Linked DNA regions of Mus musculus: all the other regions are linked to region 1. Evidence: chromatin loops called from intact Hi-C (ENCODE). Cell type or tissue: heart. All regions are shown on one strand.

Region 1 (8,000 bases):
TAATGTAGTTAACATATTGTGGTAAAAGCACCATTAGATTTGTATTTTTTTTTTGTATTTTTTTTGTTTTTTTAAATTTTCCTTCGGTTTTTTTTTAAAGGGATACAAGTTTAACAATAAAAAACATAAAAAGCAAAAATAGCTCCCCTTTTTCTTGCAAGGCTGTTTTTTACCCCAATAATTTAGAGTCCTGGGGTGGGAGGACTTGAAAAACAAAAATAGAATTTTCAACAATCTCTATCTTACAAAGATACTTAGCTATCCAATGAAATTGCACTTCACTCAATTCAAAATTCGATTGTTTTGATTCCTGTCAGTTTCTGTCAAAACAGACCATCTTCCCCATTTCCATGTGAATTTTTGTGTCATTGTTGAAATTGTTGAAAAATGTTTTTTTTTAAATGTAAGTGCAGCATTTCAAAACTTAAGAACAAAAAAAACAAAAAAAAACAAAAAAAAAAAAAACAAAAAAACAAAAACCCAACCAAACTGATAGTAGTAGTCTTTGCCGTCTTTTTGGAAATTGCTCTGCAACAGGAGCGGATTCACTGTCCTTGCGGGTTGTGTTATGTATGTAACTGCTGACTGCTGAACCAAACCAAATTAAAAGAAAGATCAACTTAACTGCATTTTTTCCCTAATATGTTACAGAAAAAAAAAAACCAAAAAAACAACCCCCCCCCCAAAAAAAACCATTGCCCTTTGAGTGTCCTGTAAGTTACAGATCTCAGCGATTACAGAAGGTTTCATGCTCCAGGTGTCTCCAGATGCTCAGGGAGGGTCACACACCTGCACGGGCAAATTCAGGAAATACTGGGAAAAGGCCAGGCTCCCAAGTGTTACCACAGGAAGTTCACGAGCGAGGCTCATCCTTCACCAACCACTTCACCTACTGCTCACGCCACCACTGAAACACTTCAAATGTCACACAGCCCAACCATTTCCAGCACCATGAGAAATTACGACAGTCCCTAAAGTATTAAAAAAGAAAAAAAAAAAGAAAAAAAGAAAAAAAGAAAAAAAAAAGAATCCCAAAAAGTTATGGCCTTTGCTGTTTGACCACGATGTTTGCTGTTTCCATGTATAAGTTGATTCGAGTTGGTTTCGCTCCCCTTCCACTGACAGTGAAGTTGTAACTGCGCCGGGTTGAGGTTGCGTCCATGTTACAGAGTTGAGAAGGGGTCAGGTGGTCTGTCTGGAGGATGGTGGGATGCTGCAACTTTTATCCCAGGTACCAGGACTGGAAGACAAAAAGAAAAGTCTAATTAAAATGCAGGTGTAGTGCTGGGTGTAGTGGCTCGTGGGTAGCTCTTGGCTAGTATGAGCAAGGCCCACAGTGATCCAGTGCACAAAAACAAAAAGCATTCAATATTGTAAAACTATTTTGAAAGTTGCTCTTTTAACCATGGGATCAGAATTTACCTTGGGAGTTCATGTGGTCGAGGGATGACAGTAAATCCCAAGCCACTGAAATTTATCTTATTCCTCTGACATTAAAATTCATTGCCTTTGTGGGCTTTGCCAATGCTTTGCATATATCTTACCAGGTGCCGTCTTTCTGGTCACATGGCAGGTTTTGTAACCCTGTAGTGAGCCAATTAGAAGAGGGCAAGGAACCTGGCTATCTTATTAGTACCTAGCTTAATGCCTGGGAGGGCTCAAGAAAGACAAGCAAATTCGATGGAGTGGCTGAAGTGTGAGCTTGGGGCTGCAGCAAATAGCTATTTCCATGACTTTCTCAATATATTTCTCAGTGAGGTGTAGGTGCTAAGGACAGGTGCTAAATGTACAAACACAACATTCTGTAGGTGGCCCATGATAGCAGTTAAAACAGAAAGGTCTGGTGGAAAACTCACTGGTGACCTGGGAGGGGGTGGGGGGTGGGAAGTCAGACTGGCCTCTCCCCTTGCTCCTCATGATGGGTGCAAATCCTTTCTTCCCTCCCCTCCTCTCCCCTCCCCTCCCCTCCTCTCCCCTCTTCTCCCCTCCTCTCCCCTCCTCTCCCCTCCCCTCCCCTCTCCTCCCCTCCCCTCCTCTTTCTTTCTCTTTCTCTCTCTCTCTCTCTCTCTCTCTCTTTCTCTCTTTCTCTCTTTCTCTCTTTTTTTCTTTCCGAGACAGGGTTTCTCTGTATAGACCTGGCTGTCCTGGAACTCACTTCATAGACAAGGCTGGCCTTGAACTCAGAAATCCACCTGCCTCTGCCTCCCAAGTGCTGGGATTAAAGGCATTCGCCACCACTGCCCGGCCAGGTGCAAATCCTTTCAATGGCATATATTTAAAATTCTTTTCTTAGAAAAGATACATAATAAAATAAGATGGCACCTTATGAAGCACCATTGTGTTCATGGGGAAATGAAACCACTGTAGTTCTCGTTCATGTTTCTGTCTACTCAATGTGCCCTTGGAGCTTTCTGCCAGCTGTGGAGCCAGTCTTATGTCCCTTTCAGAAACATTCTTTGTCAACACAGAGAGTTCGCTTAACAAAATGAGCAACTATAGACCAATCTCAAAACTCAAGTGAGGCTAAAAATTGTATGACTTTTTTTTTTTTTTTTTGCCAACTTTCTTCTAAGTATTCTGAAGAATTCAGTATTTTCATCAGAAAACCTACCAGCTTCGAGGCTGTGAGTTCTGCATTGAAAACATCACCAGGGTTTGAGTCAGTCGGAACTGATTCCGGAGGTGAGGGCTAAAGCTCACTCTTGTCGGGGAGATTCAATTAGGGGAAAGTCGGGACTCCTTTGATCCCAGGGATAAATAGCTAAGTGATAGCTCCATGGAGGCATGGTGTAAAATTTCCTGGTCACACAAGGTACCTTTGATTTCCAAAGGCGCTTATAACAAAACAAAACAAAACAAAAACTCCTAGCTCAAACCACAAAACTACTCATCCTGTAGACTTTTACTCTCTGACCATGCGCTTCGGAGAACCCAATAAAGCTGCTTATATCTGGAAAAGAAATCACCCTGGCAAGTATGCATGGCCTAAATCTAAGTGGACAAAAGAAAGATCAGTAAGAAGGAAAGGGGAGGGAAGCAGACCGCAAACCGTGTCTGCGTTAAGTTTCTCCTGATCTCTGACGCAGATCCACTTTCCATATCTGCTCTTATACAGAACAGTCTCAAACTGAGTGGTAAGTGCTGTTCCCAATCTGTTTGCATGCTTTCTAAGGCAGTTGTGAAATTCTGGACTTCTTCAGTGTGGCAGTCCTGAAGCAAAGGCCTGGGACCTGGCGAGTCACCAGGGGGAGCAGTTTTCCGTCCCGTAGTTTCTGCATTCAGGACATTACAAAAATCAGCAGTGCCCTGTACATACTTCTGCTAAAAAGCAAAGCAAAGCAAAGCAAAGCAAAGCAAAGCAAAGCAAAGCAAAGCAAAGCAAAGCAAAGCAAAGCAAAGCAAAGCAAAGCAAAGCAAAGCAAAGCAAAGCAAAGCAAAGCAAAGCAAAGAAAAAAAAAGTTTCTTCACACATCTTACTATTCAGTGTGTGCCTCGCCCACAAGGTTACCCCAGAGCAGCTCTGTAACCCTTCACTGAAATAGGCTTTATTGATTGCTCTGGGCTATTGTTCTCTTTTCAAGTCCCCCAAGTTCAAGTTCATCCTGGTGTTACATCATGTCTGGTTGCTCTTAGCAACCAGACAGACCCAGACGTGACTATCATTAGCAAGAAACCCGCCACTCTCCTCCCACCAACCTTCCAGTGGCTCTGACGTAGCAGGCCCACTGCAAACACACTGAAGTATTTATTCTGCCTAATTTATGACCTACCCAGCAAGCTAGACCCCCGCTCCAAAAACCAACACTGTTGTATATTTAATTAATCTGTCTTTCTTTGGCATTTGAGAAAGTTAGACAAAGGACTAATTATTGTGTTTCGCTCTCCACACTTTTCTTTTGGGGGGTGAATATTTGCCTGGGAAAGAAAACGATGAGGCCCCGCATTGGCCCCTCCCCTTTTTCTTTCTGCCCTTTTGACATTTCATGAAATACTTTAGCTGCTTAAGGGAGTTAGAAAAAAAAAAAAAAAAGAAAGAAAGAAAGAAAAAAAAACCGCACTGTGAATGTTACTCCTTCTGAGTTGGTATTCAGTAACACAAATCAACTCACGACATGTTTAAATTTAAATGCTAACCACACGCTCTCAGAGTTACTTTAAAGGTTAGTTTTTAATCAATAGAAGTTGCTGACTCTGGGTTTTTGAGCTGCACACTGCAACTCCCGGGCTTTTGTCTAATGTTAAAGCTTGGGAACTTTTTTTTCCTTGAGATGATTTTAGCAATGATTTGCAGATACTGGGGCTATTGTGCTCCTACCAGCAACATGTCAATAGAGGAGCTGAGCTGCCCTGTGGTGGGCTGTCAATATGACTCCTAAGGCAGGGGTTGGGGGTCTTTAATAACCCGTGAAAAAACCTTAATTAACCCTTTCAGGTCCAAACCAAAACCTATTCTCCCACTTTTCACTCCTGTAATTTGACCATTAGTACTTATTTCAACATCTCACTAATCTTCATGACAATTAACCCAGCTACTTGACCAAGGGCTTCCAGAATGGGAAGTCAGTTAGGGGGAACCACACACGAACTTCTCTCTCTCTCTCTCTCTCTTTCTTTCTCTCTTTCTTTCTTTCTTTCTTTCTTTCTGTTTTTTTGAATGAGGTCTCTTAGTAAACGATCTGCAGAAATATAGTAGAGAAACAGTTGTAAGCAATAAGAAATTACTCCATTTTGCCAAGTTTTCTATCTGTCAGTTTGTAGTTGAAGACACTGGTGGTGACAGGTGTGACAACCGCCCACACAGAGGTGCTCCTGGATTTTCCTAAACTTCTGAGAACTGCCAATCGCCTCAGCCGGGTAAGGCAATAGGAGGAAAGGCTCCTTTGCTGTGGCATTTCCCTTTAATCTCGTTACTTGAAAACGCAGCAAGTCTGAGAGCACTCACTAAAGGAGGATTCGGCATCTTTCTTCTTGGGACAGGAGAACAGAGAGCGAGAGGGATCTGAGAAAATCTGGGAAATACTTGGATTGAATCAAGTCATTGGGAAGATACTGACACGAGAAGCAAAACTCATCTGTGGAGGGAGAGTCAGGAAATCATCCTCACGTCTGACATCTGCTTGGGTTTCATATGGCCTCTGCCTTCATACTTTATAGGCCCTTAATCTGCCCTACTGTATCCAGGCGACTACAAAGGAATCCCTGTCCCTTATCTGCCGAGAGTGGCAATATTACAGTACTGCATCAGAGGATGTTATCTTGATACATTTACATTGAGGCAGTAAACACTGGGCTTTGATCTATTGCCCCTCCCCCAGCAGGAACATTCAACCACAGTTGATTTGGTGGCCCATAAATCCACACTCCCTCAAAGGCTCTAGTTTCAAGAAATTAGCCAGTTACATTCTCAATGTCCACAGTTTGGGATGAACCAGGGGTGGGAGGGGGAACCCGTCCTCTTTCAGTGTTCAAGGTGAAACATCAAAAGAAATCTGCAGTCCGAGAGCTCAGCTTTCCTTCTAGCTGGTCAGATGGAGAAGTAATCTCATCAGGTTGGAAAGTGCTGACTCAGGATTTAATAAAGTGCCTGCAGATGTGGTGTCTCTAAGGTATTCAACTCATGTAATGCAAAACAGCTCCGCGCCCAGCGACGTGCTTATAAAATTTCATTTAACCATTGCAGCGCGGTTCTCTTAGGAGTTTTATCACACTTCCCGCCCCTTAATTTACAGCTCCATGAAAGTTCCAGCCCCATTCTGTGGGGATTCTGGAATGCTCACAGTAGTCAGGATTTACGAACCATAAACAGCCTCCGTCCCACTGTATCCTAAACAAGAGGGCTGAGATGGCAGCCCGCACTGTGACAGTGGCAGGCTGGTCCTTCTCTTGTGCCTTACAAAATGGAGTTGGTCCAGAGTCTACTGGAGACAGGTGATGAAGTCAAGGGACTCACCTTCCTTCTCAACTGCCAATATTCTAACACACGCAACTTTTTCTTACAGTCTCCCTTTCTACGCAGCGGGCAGGGCATACATTTTAAAAACAGAAAAGAAGTAGATCTGAGATATTTCACTTTGGGAGAGAGAGAGACAGAGACAGACAGAGACAGAAAGACAGAGAGACAGTGTGTGTGTGTGTGTGTGTGTGTGTGTGTGTGAGCGCACGCATGCTGTGGAGGGCAGGCTGGGCTGTGACAGCAAAATCTGTTTTTCAAATTAAAAAGTTGAACAAAAGGCCCTTCGGGGCAAAGTTTAACACTGCACGGAAGGAGGTTGTTAATGTGGAATCCAGAAGTGGGTGTGACGCTTAGCTTTCCTCTCCAGGCAAGGTGGGTTATTTAAGGACATTTACACATATAAACGGAAACACAAAAATACAGGAAGCTCCCCTCCAACACATCAGTCTCTACCAGCCACACAAGGGACCCAGCAAGCAGGTCTGCATTGAGTGCAGCTACTATATTGTCCCTCCTGGGGATGATGCTACCTCTCCTGGACCACACGAATCCAGTCAGTTAGTCATTTCTGGCTTCCTGTTCTTGTTTGCATGAACTAAGCCTACTATTTAGCACAAATGAGTTGTCCTTGGCAAATCAGCCAAAAGCTGGAGGAGGGGGGCTGGGGGGGGGTAAGGGGGCACCCCTGTCTCTGACACAGAAGGAGTAGACAGACCTCTGCGTGCATTCCTGGTTTCTCCTTTTAGGATCAACCACTTGGGAGCCATTAGTCATTTGGTCAGTAAGTACCAAGAGGCTGCAGTTTTCTTGGTGTCGTGGACTTGAGGGTCTGGGAATGTTGGGAGTAAAGAAAATGTGGCATCCGCCTTTAGAAGCTTTAGTGTCCAGCAGGAAGAGGTTTGGTTTAGACTTCTATGCCCTTCACGACTTCTCAAAGGATCTTGATAAACTCAGCTGATGAGGCCAAATGTCTAAAGGCCCGTACTGAATTCCACTGATGGGTTGTATGACATCATAGACAGGGCTCTGTATGACAGACAGGGCTCTGTGCTGGGTGACCCTGGAGTCCTGGGCATGAGAGGATGACAGTGGTCAGCACGAGTTTCTGGAAAGGGTGACATGCTGTACACAGGTGCTAGTTATGGGTATTGCCAGTCTCAGGCTTTGATCTCCACAGCCATTTTTCTTGTCTGATTTTATTTTGTTAATTAAAGAAAGCCTGTTTTCAATAACTCTAAACCAAGACTTGTTTATTGTGCAGGAAACTATTAAAACATTAATGGGCCGTGAGTGGCCTCGCTTACCTTTGTAGAGCCTTATCTTCTCACCACTTGTGGTGTGTTAAACTCCTTCCAGATCTCCCAAAGCCAAATGCTTCCTCCCTGCTGGGTCCTGGGCACAGGCTATGCCTTTTTCCGTGCTGTGCTAACACTTGCTGGTCCCTGAGGTCTAAGATTAAATGACCCCCTTTTCTTTTTTTTTTAAATTAAATTACGTGTGTGTGTGTGTGTGTGTGTGTGTGTGTGTGTGTGTGTGTGTGTGTTTGTGTGCCTCAGTGGGCTATGGAGGTCAGAGGACACCTTGCAGGTGTTGGTTCTCTTTTGCTATCATGTGGGAGCCAGAGATTGAACTCAGGTCATCAGGCTCTGTAGCAAGGAGCTTTACCTGCTGACGAGCCACCTTGCCAGATGTTCCTTTAAACTGAGGTACCTTTCTTAGGGTCCTTACCCATAGGCTCCGTCTGTTACTATGGTGGTGGGACTGTGACAGCCTGTTTCTTCACAAGAAAGCTACTCATGTTCTCAGGTGTGGCATCCCCACGGTCTTGCCCCAGTGGGTGAGAGAGGAGGTACTGAATAGATTAAGTTGAATAGAGCGGGTTAAGTAGAGGAAAAAAAGAAAGCAGGATTCTGTTTCCCAGGGCCAGGCACCAGCACCCTCAGTGAAGTACCGTATCTTAGATGGGTCTCCATAGCACAGCTAGGCCACATACATGCGCCCAGCACATGGTTTGGCCTCCTGCAGTGACAGGCGCCCTCCCTAGAGA
Region 2 (8,000 bases), 150 kb before region 1:
TTCTTAGAATGTGTTTATTCTGTGAATGCTGTCACCCTGGTCTGCTGTGTGTTTGAAAGGAAGTGGCTTCCTGCTTGCTGTAAGCGTTCATCCCCTTGCCTTAAATGGGTTCCGGTTGGAAGTGAACTGAATAGGGAGCTTCCGGGAAGGGTCTCTGCAGCCGGGCACAGCAAGGCTCTCCAGAAGAGTCCCCCCTCCCCCATCTGTGGGGTGTCTGGGCCCAGCATGCATGAAATTTCCTCACCTGGGAAATTTCTCCCTTGCCTAGCAGACCCCTGCCTTCTCCAAGAACATTTTCTTGACTACAAGTATCTCCCGGTTGAAGCCCACCACTCTGTCCTTGCCCTTAGTCACGTATCTGCAAGCGAAGACAGGATCCCGTGCCAAGAAGATAGGTCTCCCAAGTTGATTTTGCTCTCTGGAAAGCAACTGGATATGGTATTGGTCTTTATTGCAGTTTCCACAGACCAAAAAAGAAAAAAAAAATGTTTATAAAACAAAAGCCACATACAATTCGGTACAGACCTTTTTTTTTGAATTTTGTTTTTGCTCAGCGGAAACCAGTACCGATGTGGTCATGGTAGAAATGGAGCCAGTTCTGTTACCCTGAAGCACCTCTCCCAACACTGATTTGAGTAAGCCAGGCCAGGCCTTGCCAGGAACACCCAGCATTGTTTGGCTTTTTGGACAGACTTCCGGGACAAAGTGCCCTGAACACCCACAGCAAGGCCGCACCCCAGGCAACAGCATGGTCACTGTATACCAAGGCTCCCAACTGCTCACGTGGGAGCGAAAGAAAACCTGTTCGTCCTTCCATGCTTCCAACCCAGCTAGCCTGTCATTGCCATTGTTTCCCAGACAGTATCTTGGAACAACTCTCTATCACCAAGACATCTGAGGCAAATAAAGGCATCTGTCTTTTCAGTTTTCTGGTTCTCAGTCAGTGGAGGCGGCCAACGGAAACATCCAAGCTTCCCCATCGGCGTGCTTCTCGTCAGATCACGAGAAAGCTTTAGAAATCCTGTGTTTGTTGGCTTTGAGAACAGGCCTAAGCTCAAAACTACTTTTCTTCTCATCGTGCTAGGGATTGAACCCAGGGCTTGATCCTGAGACAAACGCTCTGCAACGAAGTCTACACGTCTCTTTCAGTCACAGGGGTAGTGAGCTGCCAAAGGCCCAGGTCTGTGGGGAGAAACTGTAAGAGAGATCTAGTCAAGTTTGGAGGATGGGAGGCGCCCATTGGCTGTGTTTCTATCTTCTTTGGGACTGAAAACCGTTATTTCCCCCTTTCCTGTCATTCTGAAGTTAACCAGTGCTACAAAGTGAAAAAAACCAAAACACCAAACCAAACCAAACCAAACCAAACCCAAACCAAAACAAAAAACAAAACCCTCCAAAAATTAAAACCCAAGACATCCTCGGGCACAGTCTCATGTTTTGGAGGCTACCCTACTTGGTAAACTAAGCAAATGACTTGGATAGTTCTTATGCTACTTTGCCAGAAAAATAAAAACCAGATCTTCCACTTTCTTGATCCATTCAAGGGCATGGTGGTACACAGCTGATCAGGAACAGATATCTGCCTTCAACAATTTATACACTATAAGTACAGGAAATATACATGTAAATGTATATAAGTATACATTTATGAACATAGAAATATTTAATTTTCATTAGTGATACCACCATAAGACAAGAGAAAATGGGGCTGGAGAGACGACTTAGTGGCTGAGTGCTTGTAACTTTTGCAGCAGACCTAGTTTCCAACACCTATACTGGGTAACTCACAATTGTCTGCATCTCCAGACACATGGTGTACGCATAGCCACACTTAGGCACACTCATATATACGTAAAACAATCAATAAGTAAAAAATTTAAATGTAGAATGAAAGCATTATATTAAGGTAAGAGAGTTAGAAAACAAGAGATTAGAATATTAGAAAAAGTCCCTTTGAAGAGAAGATTTTGAAGCAGTGTCTAGAAGCCATGAACACGCCAAGCAAGGCCTGTGGCTCAAGCTACATCTGTGAGCAAAGCAGTAAGAGCCAAGATGCGAGTGGCAGGCAGAGGGCAAGGCAAGTAGTTTGCACGATAGGCAATATAGGTTTGGCCACTTAGGTTTTATGTCACCTGTCTTGGCAAGCGTTGAGGGACTTGTTTATTCGCTGTTCTGTTCCTAAATCAGGAAGCAGGAGCCCCAACTATCCACTTACCAATTACTCAGTGTTAGTGGATGTTGGCTGGGTCTAGTAGCAATAAAATTACAACCTCGGCCATCAGATAACGGAATCATAAAAGAATAAAGCAACTAGAAAAGAGTAGTATGAGGCTAGTTAAAGAAGAGAGAGAAGAAACTACTTGTAGCAACCACATAGTAAGAATGTGAACTGTCAACATCAATGGGATCTTGCTGTGCCCTGGGACATCCAGGTATTGGCTGACAACCATGTGATATGTCTGCTCCATCCCCAGGTCAGCATTGCACGCTGTTCTGAGGCAAAAGGCAAGGCAGCCGAGAAGCCCTGGCTTTGCCTGGCTTGAAAGCCTAAGTTTGGTCAACTCAAAGGAAGAAGCTAAAGCACAAAGCAATTGTAGTCTCCAATATTTCCTGAGTCACTTCATTTAGATGACTGCTACTTTTAGAATAAAACATTTTAGCCACTGGAAGTGAACCAGACAGGCTTCTGATAATATATTCCCAAATTAAACAAGTATAATATTGTAAAGATAGGTACTAAGCTTTTAAAGTAGCTATTCCTAAGCACTGACAGGAAATGTTCTGCTATTTTTTTTCCTCCTCAAAACTTGCTATAATCTGTAATGATTAGGTCCCATTTTCCTGTCCTTCATTTTTTTCCCTTATAAGTGCCATGACCGAAGGCAGCCAGTTCTGTCTGTCCATTGCCTCCCCAGGGTCTAGCACAGTGCCTCAAACACACCAGGGGCCCAATTAATATTTTTTGAGTGAATGAATGAAACTCATTCTGTCCCTTTGCAGGGGAGTCTTTATTGCCATGCACGCTCCAGACAGCATGCAGAGATGCCGGGGACTACAATGAGCATCTAAGGTATTTTGCAATTCATGGCTGACCCGCACTGACCCTTTATTTAATTAAATCTTTCACTTGTGAATGAATCATTTCTTCCATTAATTAAAATAGGATGCACATATGTCTCTGTAAAGTAAATGTCAAAAGAAAGCATTCCACCTAAAATATACAGGAGGCTCTGACCACCATCAAGAGTCATCTATCATAATCAGCTAAGATGATCAACTCTGTAATTAGACACAGCACAATCATCTCTTATGGCTTCAAAATATTAGTTACAGATTCTCAACCAATCTGTCAGCTCCTGTATTAATGGAAGGAGCAGCTCTGAGCAGGAGGCAGAGACAGACACAGACGTTTATGATATGGAAGACAGGGCCTGTGGCCTCCGTGCTGGCCAGAATCTTCAATGGCTGCGTGAGGCTGTGCTCACCGGGCACTAGTATCTGGACTATTGGTGCTGGGTGACAGCAGGGATCGGTTGCTCTGTCGCAAGACTCAATTCTGGCTCTTTCTTTTCTGCAGAAATAATGATAGTTGCAAGACCTGATGGGCTGTTGAAGGGGTAACGGCAGCATAGTCCATGTACCTTTCAGCGCCCCCTGGAGGAAAGGGGATGTCGCATCGAATTTCATCTTAAAAGTCCAGGGGCGAATGCACGCCCATCTGTTGTTCAAAAGATTTCACCTCAGAGTAAACTGTGCACTGTCCAGACTTCTTGGGGAATTCTGCCACCGAGTTGAAAAGGAAAGGGGGTGGGGTGTGCCGTGAGTATCTCCATGTCACAGGGACCCCAGTCTCTGGAACAAGGTATTAGGATCCTACATGTTTAAAGTTCACCTGATTTTGGAAGAGACAGAAATTGTTCTATTTGAAGTATTGGGCTTAGCAGGATGATAAACACTGTCCTTGCACATCCAAAGGGGGCAATTTCAGAGGAGGCCAAGTTAGCGGACCAGCCAGCGCAATCGGATGTGTTTCATACAGTGCGTTTATGGTGAGCACCAACTGCTCTTCTCAGGACTGAGGACAGTGAAGGACTGGCTGGTAAGGACTTTGAGATTACCAGGGCTGTTTCCTATGTGGGACAGGAGATGGTGGTGGTGGTGGTGGTGTTGGTGTTGGTGGAAGGCAACCGGTTATTTCAGGGTCTGTGGCAATGGCAGCTACCTCCCACCTTGACTCCTGTTTCTCAGTTCTGGGTCTTTCCTTTGGAAAACCCGGGGATGTCTTTCCCATAGCACAAGGCTAGGTCAGGAGCCAGCCAAGAAGCATTGTGTTGCTTTCAGCCATAAAAGAGCCTATGTACTCTCATGTGCTCAGGAAACATCAATAGCTTTCCTCAGACCTCAGTCCAAGTCCTTTGCATTATTGCAGAGTGTTGTCACTGATATTTTCCCATTTCATGGTACTTTAGATTTTTGTCACTTTTAAAAATAGCATTTGAGGTTTTTCTGTTAATATCTACCAACCTACCTACCTCTTTACATACCTACCTACCAACCATCCCTATCCTGTCTGTCTGTCTGTCTGTCTGTCTATCAGCTATATGCATATGAGAGAAGAAGAGGTTGTGTTGAAGACATATTTAATCTAGAGAAGGACATGAGCAAGAAAAATTACTTGTTTGCTTGGAGAGAATAGTAATTCCACACTAGACACATTCCTGTTTATTTTGCGTTGGTCCTAAGCGCACCAATCTGATAGGATAGCTGGCGAGGGAGCTGCAGGGATCTGCCCATTTCAGCCTGCCCAGGGCTGGGATCACAAGTGTATGCCACCATGCCTTTTGTTTATTTTTATTTTTTAAATGTGGGCTCTGAGGATTGACCTCAGATATTTCTGTGTATGTGGCAAGCCTTTTCTTGCTTGAACTGTCTTTCCAGAGCCATGTTACTATCTTCAAATTTGTGACTTTCCCAGTTTTTCTTCAGAAACACCTATCTTTTACGATATCTAGCTTAAAAGTTTCTTATATTTATTTTATTTTTGTGGAGAGCTTTGGAGGCCGCTTGGCGGGAATCTGACATTGGCCAAGGACAAGGAAATGGGTTTCAGTCAGGAATCTGAGATTGGCCAAGGACAAGGAAGTAAGCTCCGGCAGGAATCTAATTTTAGGGTGGAACAAAGGAGTAGGCTTCAGGCAAGAATCTGATTTTGGGCTTGGACAAGGAAGTAGGCTCAGATATTTTGGTCATCCTGACAAGCCCTTAGAATCAGTGCTGGTGGGGACTGTCTATTGCCTTGCTCGTTCCTTGACTATTTGTGTTTATTGTCTTGTTTGTTCCTTAACCTAGAACTGACCTTGTTGCTTGCATGTAATTAAAATGGTATAAAAAAGACTGGGAAAAAATAAACCCACCTCAGCCTCAGAACTGGGTGGGGTCATGCAACAATGTTGTCTAATTGCCATTTTTCTTTTTAATCTTCACTCCTGTGCTGAAGAACCTGTCTACTGACTGAGCTGGCTTGGTCATATTTTATTATATGTACAAGTGTTTTGCCTTCAGGTGTGTATATGTGTGCCTAGGTGCCTAGGAGCCCTTGGAGGTCAGAAGACAGTAAAATTTACAGTAGCTGGACTTACAGATGGTCTTGAGCCACATGTGTGTGTAGGGAGTTGAGCCCCTGTGCTCTTCAAGAGTAACAGGTACTCTTAGCGACTACCCTCTGGCCCCTGCTTTTTAGTATTGGGTATTGAGCCCCGAGTTTTGCACGTTCTTGCTTTTTCTTTTTCTTATGCCTTTGAGAATTTCATACAATGAATTTTGACTATATTCATCCTCTCCCCTCCCCACCCCAGCTCTTCCCAGGTTGACCTCCATCCTATTCCCTGCCTGCCCAACTTTGTCTCCTTTCTTTTGCAATCTGTGCTACCCATGTATTTATGTATGTATGGTCTTCTGCTGGAGCTAGGTCAGCTGACCCTCCAGTGACAACACTCTTTATTTGTTTGCTTGTCTATTTATTTATTTATTTATTTATTTATTTATTTATTTATTTATTTAATTTTACATCCTGAGTGAAGTTTCCCTTCCCTCCTCCCCTCCCAGACCTCACCCCACCCCCATTCCTCCTCTGTTTTTTGTTTTTTGTTTTTTGTTTTTTGTTTTTTGTTTTTTGTTTTTGTTTTTGTTTTTTCAGAAAATGTAGCTCTCCCATGGGTATTAACCAGCTGTAGCATACCAAGTTGCAGTTAGACTAGACACCTCCTCTCCTATTAAGGCTAGATAAGGCAACCCAGTAGGAGGAAAGGGTCCCAAAGGCAGGCAACAGAGTCAGAGACAGCCCCTATTCCCACCGTTAGGAGTCCCATAAGAAGACAAAGCTGTACGAATGTAACATATATGTAGATGATGTAGGTCAATCCAACGCAGGCTCCCTGGTTGGTAGTTCAATCTTTGTGAATCCCTATGAGCCCAGGTTTGTTGTTTTTGTGGGTTTTCTTGTGTTGTCTTTGACCCCTCTGACTCCTACATTCCTTCCTTCCTCTCTTTCATAGGATTTCCCAAGCTCCACCTAAATGTTTGACTGTGGGTCTCTGCATCTGTTTCCATCAGTTGCTGAGTGAAGCCTCTCTGGTGACAACAGGGTTAGGCACCATCTGATGAGTATAGCAGAATATCATTAGGCATCATTTCATTGATTGATTGATTGATTGATTGATTGATTGATTTTTTTTTCCAGTAGTGTTTGGTTCTATTCTAGGTCTCTGGGCTATCCAGCCTCTGGCTCCTGGCCCTCCAAGCAGTGTCTCTGGTGCACCCCTGCACCTCCCCTTCAACCCTGGGCTCCAAATACTAGCCCATAACTCCAGCAAAAAACTGCTGCCTTCACGGAGGAACCCCAGAAGCAACATTAGTACTCAAAACCCCAGAGGCCATGCAGGCTTCAAAAACTCCAGCAGAAGCACCCTACTGGACCTGAAGACTTGCTGGTCACTAGAACTCCAGGCCCCTCAGGCCAGAAGACTAGAGAGGAAACAGAAATCAAGGGGAGAAAACATCAGAGAACCATTCATCACACAAAGCTAAACTCAGGAATCAGCACGTAAACCTGTAGTAACCCCAGACGACCAGAAACCAGCGAAAGAACGCAATCAAGGGTAACATTCTTAAAGAAAACTAGTTCTCTCTCTCCTAGTGGCTGTCAGTGACCAACATACAGAGTTCATTGACTAATTTTAAAATTTTCAGAGTTTGTGGCTGACCATGTGGTCTGCCCTAGAAAAATATCCTGTTTTTCATTTGGAGAGGTGTGCCTGCTGCTGATGCGGTAGAGCATTTTCATGACTGCAGTGTCTGCTTGGTCTGCCATCTTGATTACATCCTCTGCTGTGTCCTTTAGTTAGAGTAGTGGAATGTCTAAGTACTCTGTCAAAGTTCTGTGGTCTCTCCAGTTCTGTCAGCTTTCATTTCATATTTTATGATGCAACTATTCATGTCTTTTTACTGTACTGAATCTCTTGTTAATATGAGCTATCTTTTGTAAATGTTTTTATTTGAAATTCCATTTTATCTTATATTAGTACAACCACCTCTACAATCTTTTGGTAATTTTTTTTTTTTTTTTTGCATAGAATTTTTATTTAGTTTGTGGAGCTAGGGATTGAACTAGGGGCCTTGAATATACTGGACAGATGCTTTCACTGAGCTACATCACCGGCCCTTGCACAAGTATCCTTTTCTGCTTGTACATGTGTGGCCCATCTGTCTTTTTTTGTTTGCCCCTTTTCTGTGCTAGGGTCTCATAGTGAAGGCTGGGTTGGTACTAGTTGTGTAGCTCAGGCTGGCTTTGAACTCACAACCCTCTTGCCTCTGTTAACATTATAGGCTTGTGCCACTATCTATACTCAGACAACCTCTATCTTTAATGAAAGAGTTCAAACTATTTACACTTAAAGTAATAGCTGATAAGAAGTAACTAGAATCATTTTGCTGGTGATTAT
Region 3 (8,000 bases), 430 kb after region 1:
AAGGGCTCATTCACCGCTCAGCTTTAGAGCAATTTTAACCAACTTTCCAGATTCATCTAAAACCTTTTATCCTTTGGTCAGTCTGCTCACACTGCAGCTTGGCTCTGAATTAGAATTTACTGTAAACAACAGAATCAATGATTAATTGTACATGTCCCTGTGAAAGATATTCTGTTGTCAGATAGTTTACCAAGTCTTAGAATTTGTCTCTGCACCTGTATACTTTGCTACTTCACCGACAGGCACCTTTAGGGCAGAGATGTTACCATTCTATACTGTAAATACTTCTACCTAGTACCAAGTGGACACATAGTAAAAGTTCATCACATTGTTTTCTTTCATTATATGTAAGAAGTCTTGCAAAAATTTCTGAACTAGAAAACTTGACAAAAACTTAAGTTAGTTTGAAGAGGTGCTTTTATTTATCACTTATGGCAGAATACAAAAATATTATTATGCAACCAACAATTTAACATAACTCTCATCAAGAGACAGGATCCATTTCCCTTGGATTTGTGTTTACTTTGTGATTTTTTTGGATCATTTGAATATTGGAGGATTGAGATACAACTCAGGTCTGGAGAGTCTAACGAAAGACCAGGCCAATTGTGAGCCCATAGAAATTTGAACCTAAAGAATGGTTATTATAAAATAACAAAGTTTTGGCATAACTTGCTAGGTAACAAATACTAATGGATATATGGGAATATGCCATGCCTTAGGTATCACACAAGCCCATGAGATTCTACTTTGTGAACAGGAAACAAGGGGTCAGAGGAAAAGTGATGAGGGATTGCACTTTAAGACTTTATGAGCTGTCATAGTAAGCATCATTCAGCAAATGTCACATTAGGAGGTGTGCATCTTAGCAGGCTCTGGGGTGTCAGATGGAGGACCAAGAGGTGTGTCCTGGAAGATGTCAGGAAAAGTTCAGAATGTGAGTTCCCCACAGCGGGCTCTAGGTTCCCTGAGCTCAGGGTGAAATGAGGTACAATGGACATTTGTGAGGAAGGAAAGCTAACGGTAGTGAACATGGTTTCACTAGGCACTTCTTATGAGCCAGAAGCTGGCTTAGGCCTCTAACCCTCACAAAATTCCCAGGTCATTGTGGAAGGAGTTAAGTAAAATACAAAGCATGTAAGTGGTGGGTCTGACTACAAGAGTTACAGTTACATAAATGTCTCATATGTTATAGCGTCTGACCTGTCACACCATTTTCTACCCCTCTACAGACTGTCCGGGTACTTTATTGGCACTGAAGGTGGAGTTGGGTGGAAGCTTTGCAACAGACATCTGTGGTGACAAGATGAGATGTGGCCCCTGAACACCAGAGCAGGGCAGTGGATTCTCCAGCTTGATAAGATCAGGAGGGTGTCTATGCAACCTGCTTTGTGAGAAAATTACTTGGCTTATCAAGAATTCTACAAACTGCTTTTGTAGAAGGCAGCAAAAAAACCTTGACAGTGGACAGAGCCCCTCGAGAGATAGTGTCATCTGGGAAAATAAACTCAGGATGGTCCCTTCAGTTTTCCCAGTCATATATACACTGTTTTCGCTGCACTCGTGGAGTAGGATTTCCAGGAGAGTGTGTAGCATTTCCAGTTTATAAACCAAGAAGGTCAAGACTAAGAAGTTAACGGTCAAGCTTTGTGTTACAAAGTTATTCTGTGCTGAAATGGACTGAGCCATCTGTTTTACTGCTACCTCCATATTCTTGAACTAGTCATAGAAATCAACTGTGTGGACACAAGAGCACAAGGCATAAAGATGAGGTTAGCCAGGACTCTTGTTCACAGTACTAAGGTATGTGTACACAGTACTTATGGGAGTTACTCTGAATGCTTAGAGCAGTCCAATTCGTTCTCGTAAAACCCAAGCGAGGAGGCATGCACTGAGCATTTTCGTGTTCTGCATGAGAAGGAAGAGGGATACAGAACTTATATAGAGCTGGAGTTTGAATATAATCAGGGCCTTAGCACAATAGTGTGCAGTCTATGTGCTCTGGGCAGTAACACCTCTGTGCCGGGGAGAGAAATGAGGTGATAAATAATGAGGGAAACTCTTGCTGCCTTATGTATTTAAAGTGGTCTGACCTTGAGCATGCTAATTAATTTTTCTGCATCAGTTTTTTATCTGTTAAATGGGAGTTTTGATGCCACCTGCTTCATAGTTAAAGGGATGTTGTTGTGAGACTTAATTGGCTGTGTGTTTGCAGGTGTGCTGCTTCAAACAATCCCTCCTCCTACGTTTAGTATGATTTGAGTGTTTGTTATGATCCTATTCTAAGGGGCCAGCATGGGCAAATCTGCAGGTGTGTTGCACACGCAAGTGCTAAGGGTCCTCAGAAGAGAGAGGACTTATTTTCAGTAGGGAGGATTAGGCTGGCGTCAAGTGAGGCCACAAGAAGATGTAAACTGAGACTCAGAGGACAGTGGTGTCACAAATGGAGGCACAAGGAACTTCAGCATCAGTGTAATCTCATGACTTTGTTCCCCAGAGGCGATCTCAGCTCATACGCACAGGCAGTCTCTTCATGTTTGTCCACTTGGGTAAAGGCTTTAACTATAAGCCAAACCTCCTCACTTCTCTGCCTGCTCTCGTCACGACCTGCTTCTCAGCAGTGCCTGCCTGACATCGTTTAAAACCAGCTACAACCAGAGACTATACTTTCTTAAGCCCCTGTTCGTCTGCTCATGGGGCACTCCCTCCAGCCTCGGTGGCTCTTCCCTGCCATCCTTTTGGGAATGATGTAACTGAGCAACACACTTCACAATGATGGCAGTCTCTATAGAGATTAGGGACTTGCCAATCTATAGGCTGCCTCCTATTGACTTGGAGCATGTCGGGGGTCTCACAAAACATTAATCCACACAGAAAGCCTGTGAAGTCAGTTCTGTTATTCTCCTCCACATGTAAATGGTTGGAGCCTGTGTTGGAGCTGTCTTAGATCCAGTAGGTTTGTAAGATGCCATGGTAGAGACAGGATCTCAACAATGCTTTATGAGTTTGCAAAGCCCAGAGACAGGTTATTTGATGTCTGGCAGTACCTGTCTAGACCATAGGCAGGGAAACTAAGAAAAGCTCTATTGGGTCTGTGGCAACAATATCCTGACTGGATAGCGATGTTCATCTTAGAGAGAGACTGGCTTCTGTCACCAATTTCCTCTCTGGAGAGCCAGGATCCATCTTGGTACTATCAGGGGAGGATTCAGTTCCCACAGAGGGGAGCAAGATCATTTTGGTGTGCTTTGGCCATTTATCTGTCATCTGTTTGTCCCTCAACCTTCTCTCCAGCTCTCATACCATCCAGAAATCTTTACTGGGATGTACTCTTTGTAATGGAGCATGATAAGTAGATTCATATGTTGCTTGACCCCAAGGATCTTGTGGGATCTTCCCGAGGAACACTGGGGTGGTACTGGAGTAAGGATGGATGCTGAAATGGTTTCTACAGAGATGGCGACTAAGGGAGATAGTTCAGAGAAACTGAGGCAGATGGCTCTGTCTGCTGCTTCTGTGCCTGCAGATGAGTGTCCTGGCTAGCCAGCTGCCCGCTGGCTCTGTCTGTCTCTTTGTGTGCTAATCAGTGGACCCATAGATGTTCCTCTTCCACAGGCAGCTTTCGACCTAGAGGTTGTGTCACGGTGTTGCCTGCCAATGGAGGTCACTTGGCCTGCTGAGATGCGCTGAGCCTACACACAGGACCTCATCTGCATGGGGAAGGTCAAATGAGGTTGAGCCCACTTCTCTCTCTCTCTCTCTCTCTCTCTCTCTCTCTCTCTCTCTCTCTCTCTCTCTCTCTCAAAGCCTTTTCTGCACAGGAACTGTCTCCTAGGGTGAGGAACAGAACAGCTTTGTGCTCTCCTTTGAGTGCTCACTGCAGGGAAAGCCCAGCCACAAGCTACAAAGTCGTCCAAGTTCAACCCCCAGACACAGTGTGCTGTGCTCAGAAATCACAAGGGAGGTAGGAAGGCTCAGAAGAAAATGCAGACAGGGGACCTTGAGGAGATGGGAGGGCAGTGAGCCGATTTTTCATGTCAGATTTTAAAGATCTTGTCAGAGTCTTCCTGTTTTTACATATAGAATTGGTAAGGTCCGTGTTTCACTCCTGCATTTTCTTTGAAATTTATCTTTGCTTCCCATCTAGCATGTATGTTGGGAAGAGGGACAAGGGTGTGTGTGTGTGTGTGTGTGTGTGTGTGTGTGTGTGTGTGTGTGTGTCAGAGCTGTTCTCTCCTTCTGGGGTTCATCTGCTTTTGAGAGCTGCTTGCTCTTCGCTGGCCACAGAAGAGTACCTGACATTCAGGCTACTGCCTTGAATATAATTGAATTGCTGGGATGTGCTAAACATTGCAGGGCTTTAAGCTGAAGATAATTTAATGATGTGGCCTTTAGGATTGTTAATTAGTACTGTCTGTATGAGCATGTAACAATAACACCACCTACTGTAAAGTGAATGTTCTACACTCAGAACACTCATTTCTTTAGGGCTTCCTGCAGAGACGTGTGCTCATTAACTCCTTTGATGACAAAGGCTTTTCCCCTTTTTGAGGGGTTCTGCAAGCTTTGGATTCTCACGGTCGGTCTCTAATCTCTCATTCTTCTGCGTAAAGCCATGACGCAGCTGGTGTGGGCAGGGGCATAGAGAACGGACACTCAGACCTATGCTAACCGTGACTTGATTGATCCTTCTCTGCTGGGCTGCCGGGACACTGTCGCTCTGGAGAACAGAGAGCAGAGAGGCTTAGGAGACGATGTGGAGAGAGTTAAGAGAGAATGCAGAGAAACTGGAATCCCGCGCTGTGTTAGTGTGAATGCAAACAGTGTGAAGGTACCTTGAAAGTTAAAAGCAGAACTGCCACGGGATCCAACACTTTCGGCCATTTATCCTAGAGGTTTGAAATCAGGATATCAGAGAGATATTAACCCTCCTTAGTTTACTACAGCCATATTCAAAGTGAGGAGGATGCAGAAATATCATGTCCCCCGAAAGACAAGTGGAAAAGAAGAGATTCGTATTCATGCAATGGGATGCTGTTTAGCCTTTAAAAGAAGGCTGTGAACCCTGAAAGCATTATGTTAAGTGAAATATATGTGATAAAGTGAGAAAGATTGCACAGTTCCACTCTTACAATATCTCAACATCAAATTCTTGTAATAAAACAGGAGATTGGTAGTTGCCACAAACAGTCTAGGAACCAAGCAAATGTCCGGTTGACAGTTCAATAGCATCAGTGTTCAGCTCATCAGGTGAGTGAGTTCTAGAGGTCGGCTATTCAACACTGTACCTATGCTCACTATATCTGACAATCCAAATGTGCCAATCTAGGGTAGGTCCCATGTCGAAGGTTCTCAGGGAAGGTGAGTGGGATTGCTCAGTGGTAGAGCACTAGCTCAGCCTGTAGGAGGCACTGGAACATTCACACACACATACATATATGTATGAATGAACATATAATGATATGTACAAATATATACAGAAATGAGCACATCCATGTATTCACATGCAAGATTAGAGAGGGAGAGAGGGGGAGAGAGAGGGGGAGGGAGAGGGGGAGGGAGAGGGGGCAGGGAGAGAGGGAGAGGGGGCAGGGAGAGAGGGAGAGGGAGAAGAGGAGGGGGAGGGGGAGGGGGAGGGAGAGGGAGAGGGAGAGATCTGGCCACTGAAGTCAAGGTGTTACTTGCACTTTCTTACCCCATTGGAGGAAATGGTCCATGAATGGCTGCTCAGTGAGCTCAGAGGTTCAGGTGAATTGTCAGCTTAGAGGAAGCCTCCATGTTAATTTGGGGAAGTGGAAGCTGTAGGTGGGAAGGAAGTGCTCACTCTGTTTTCCCATTTGTTATAACAGGCAAGGGCTCTTCCAACCACATACCCTTCTCTTCACTAACAAGTATATATTTCCAAAGCTGCTTATATTCTTCAGTGAGAAAAATGCCAGCTATATTTAAATACTTGGATATTAGACTATGTCCTGTTCTGTGTTCAGCCAAATCTTCCCATGACCATGCTATAGGCCCTGGTATGGCCCTGAAGATCCTACTGTCAATGCCTCAGCTTCCGCCACCTTCCTCTCTGGGTTTGCTTCTGTCTCACCCTTACAATTTCATCCGGCCTCTAGTCTGGAGACTAGACACCAGACGTAGTTTTGCAGACTGATGGAGAACATTACTGGCTGACTGTGGCCATCCTCTGTCAAAGCCAGAGGAGGCCTTGAAATACTTTTCAGTGCAGAGCCTGTTGATTGAGCTGGAACTGAGAGCCACTCACTATTCCAGTGCCAGCTTCTTGGCCCATTTTTCCCCTAACCTGTCAACTGAGCTTTGTCATGTCCCTGACCTGCCACCTCCCTGCATTTGCACAGCTGTGTCTGCCTGGTGCTGTCTGCTGTCCACGCTTACGCCTTGACCCACTGAGCTTTCTGCATGCCTTGCTTGTGCACCTTTGCTGCAGCCTGCCTCTGGCTCCCTCTTAATTATGTCATTTGCTCTCCCCCACAACAGCCCTCTAGAGCTTCCTGCCTTTACAGCCCCTCCCCTCCTTCCTGTCCTTCCCCAAGGACTGCAGCCTTCCCTCCTGTTTCCCTTTGGTCTCTCCCACCTTACTTCCTGTTCTCACATGTGCCTGAGTGCCCCCATAGCTATCTTTGACTTCTGTCCTTGTCATTATTTTCTCAACTGTTGCACCCCCCTCCCCGCACTTCCCCCGTTCTCCCCTGCAATGATAACTTCTCAACAGTCAGCAAACGTCATTTCCTTGGCAGTGGCTTCCAGAGTGAACTCAGTGCAAGCAGAGTTGTGTTCTCTGCGTATCTTCTACAAGCCCCTTATCCTGTTAATTGATGTTGATCTAGTCTGATTTTTATCCCAGATCATAGCAGTGTCTAGACTGTACATAGGATTAGTTTATTTATTTCACAAATGAACAGGTGTATTGGGAAGTTGAGGTAGGAACTAGATTTTGTTCATCTCCCAGGAGCCATACATCCACTGTCTTCCTGTTAAAGGTCTGGATGTGACTTCTTTCTCCCTATCTGTAATTGTCATTTTCTATCATGGTTTTACTTATCTCCATGTGTCTTGCCATTGCTATCACACTGATGCTTCCTCTGAACAGCTGTCTGCATCCATATCTATGGTTTCTCCAAACACCGAACATCATAAGTCTCACATGTTGCCTTATTAAGATGTAGCAATGTTGAAAAGTTGTAAGCTGCCTTTAAACCACTTCGTTCAGAATAAGCTGTTTATCTTAAGTCAACTAACCTGAACTTAATCTTTTGTCGCAGTCACCCCCGGATATCTATTGATGTGCATGAAATTTTGCTGGATTGTAAAATTTATAAAACAAGGTTAGTGCCAATCTTACCTAGTATTATTTCCAGCAAGATGACCGACAAGGATGGACATAAACACAGACATGTTGATGGGATAAATACAGCCTCTATTCTGCCTTTAGGAAGCAGCTGAACCCAACTGTCTAGGAAAGATTCTCATATAACTCTCACTTTAAGTTTCTCAAAGTAGAAAAAAAAATATTTTCTCTGAAATTGTTTAAGCAGTCACAAGGTGTGTGGGATCATAAGGACAGACACAGGACCTTCCCTCAACCATTCAGTGAATAAGTTGTGTCCAATTTTGTCCAGAGCTAGACTTAAAATGATAATGGTGATGATGATGATGATGATGGTAATAATAATAATAATAATAATAATAATAATAATAATAATAATAATGGTCTCTAACACAGTGTCTGGGTTTTCCAAATCCCTAGCTCAGACTGACAACATAGTACTCCTGTGAACACATTTTTTTAACTAGGTGGCATCTGGTGCCTCTCAATAGAAATGTGTTCCTGCATGGGAGAGTGGTCCTTCTGTGGTGACTGAATGGGCACTGCCTGTCAGATCAATTATGCACGAAACTCGTCTTCTCTAAGGTTCCCTCACATTTTTTTTCTCTTGAGAATTCACCTTGCACTCAACCTTCTGTCTCTAGGAGTC

Evidence for each region. A loop is a pair of places that touch in the nucleus more often than their neighbours do. Peaks named below come from ENCODE experiments on the same cell type or tissue, not always from the same donor. Only the 100,000 strongest peaks of a DNase experiment are listed, where the experiment ranks them.
Region 2: it touches region 1 in a loop (2.2-fold over the local background); 5 of 42 quality-filtered maps call a loop at or near these places.
Region 3: it touches region 1 in a loop (1.9-fold over the local background); 2 of 42 quality-filtered maps call a loop at or near these places.

The regions. Positions count from the first base shown.
Region 1 is chr4:98,104,458-98,112,457 of GRCm38, reverse strand. It overlaps Nfia (nuclear factor I/A), which reads right to left. Exons shown (of 11, transcript NM_010905.3): 11 at 1-1,240. The coding sequence ends at 1,223. Among named protein-coding and RNA genes, the nearest start is that of Gm34784, 18 kb to the left of the region's middle. In heart, a CTCF peak has its summit at 3,225 (motif pointing right); DNase peaks (open chromatin) are centred at 3,247, 3,707, 6,357 and 6,987; H3K27ac peaks cover 3,309 bases.
Region 2 is chr4:98,250,703-98,258,702 of GRCm38, reverse strand. No RefSeq gene overlaps it. Among named protein-coding and RNA genes, the nearest start is that of 0610025J13Rik, 67 kb to the left of the region's middle. In heart, a CTCF peak has its summit at 3,657 (motif pointing left); DNase peaks (open chromatin) are centred at 182 and 702.
Region 3 is chr4:97,672,643-97,680,642 of GRCm38, reverse strand. It overlaps a transcript of Nfia not described here. Among named protein-coding and RNA genes, the nearest start is that of E130114P18Rik, 92 kb to the right of the region's middle. In heart, a CTCF peak has its summit at 4,445; a DNase peak (open chromatin) is centred at 6,562; H3K27ac peaks cover 599 bases.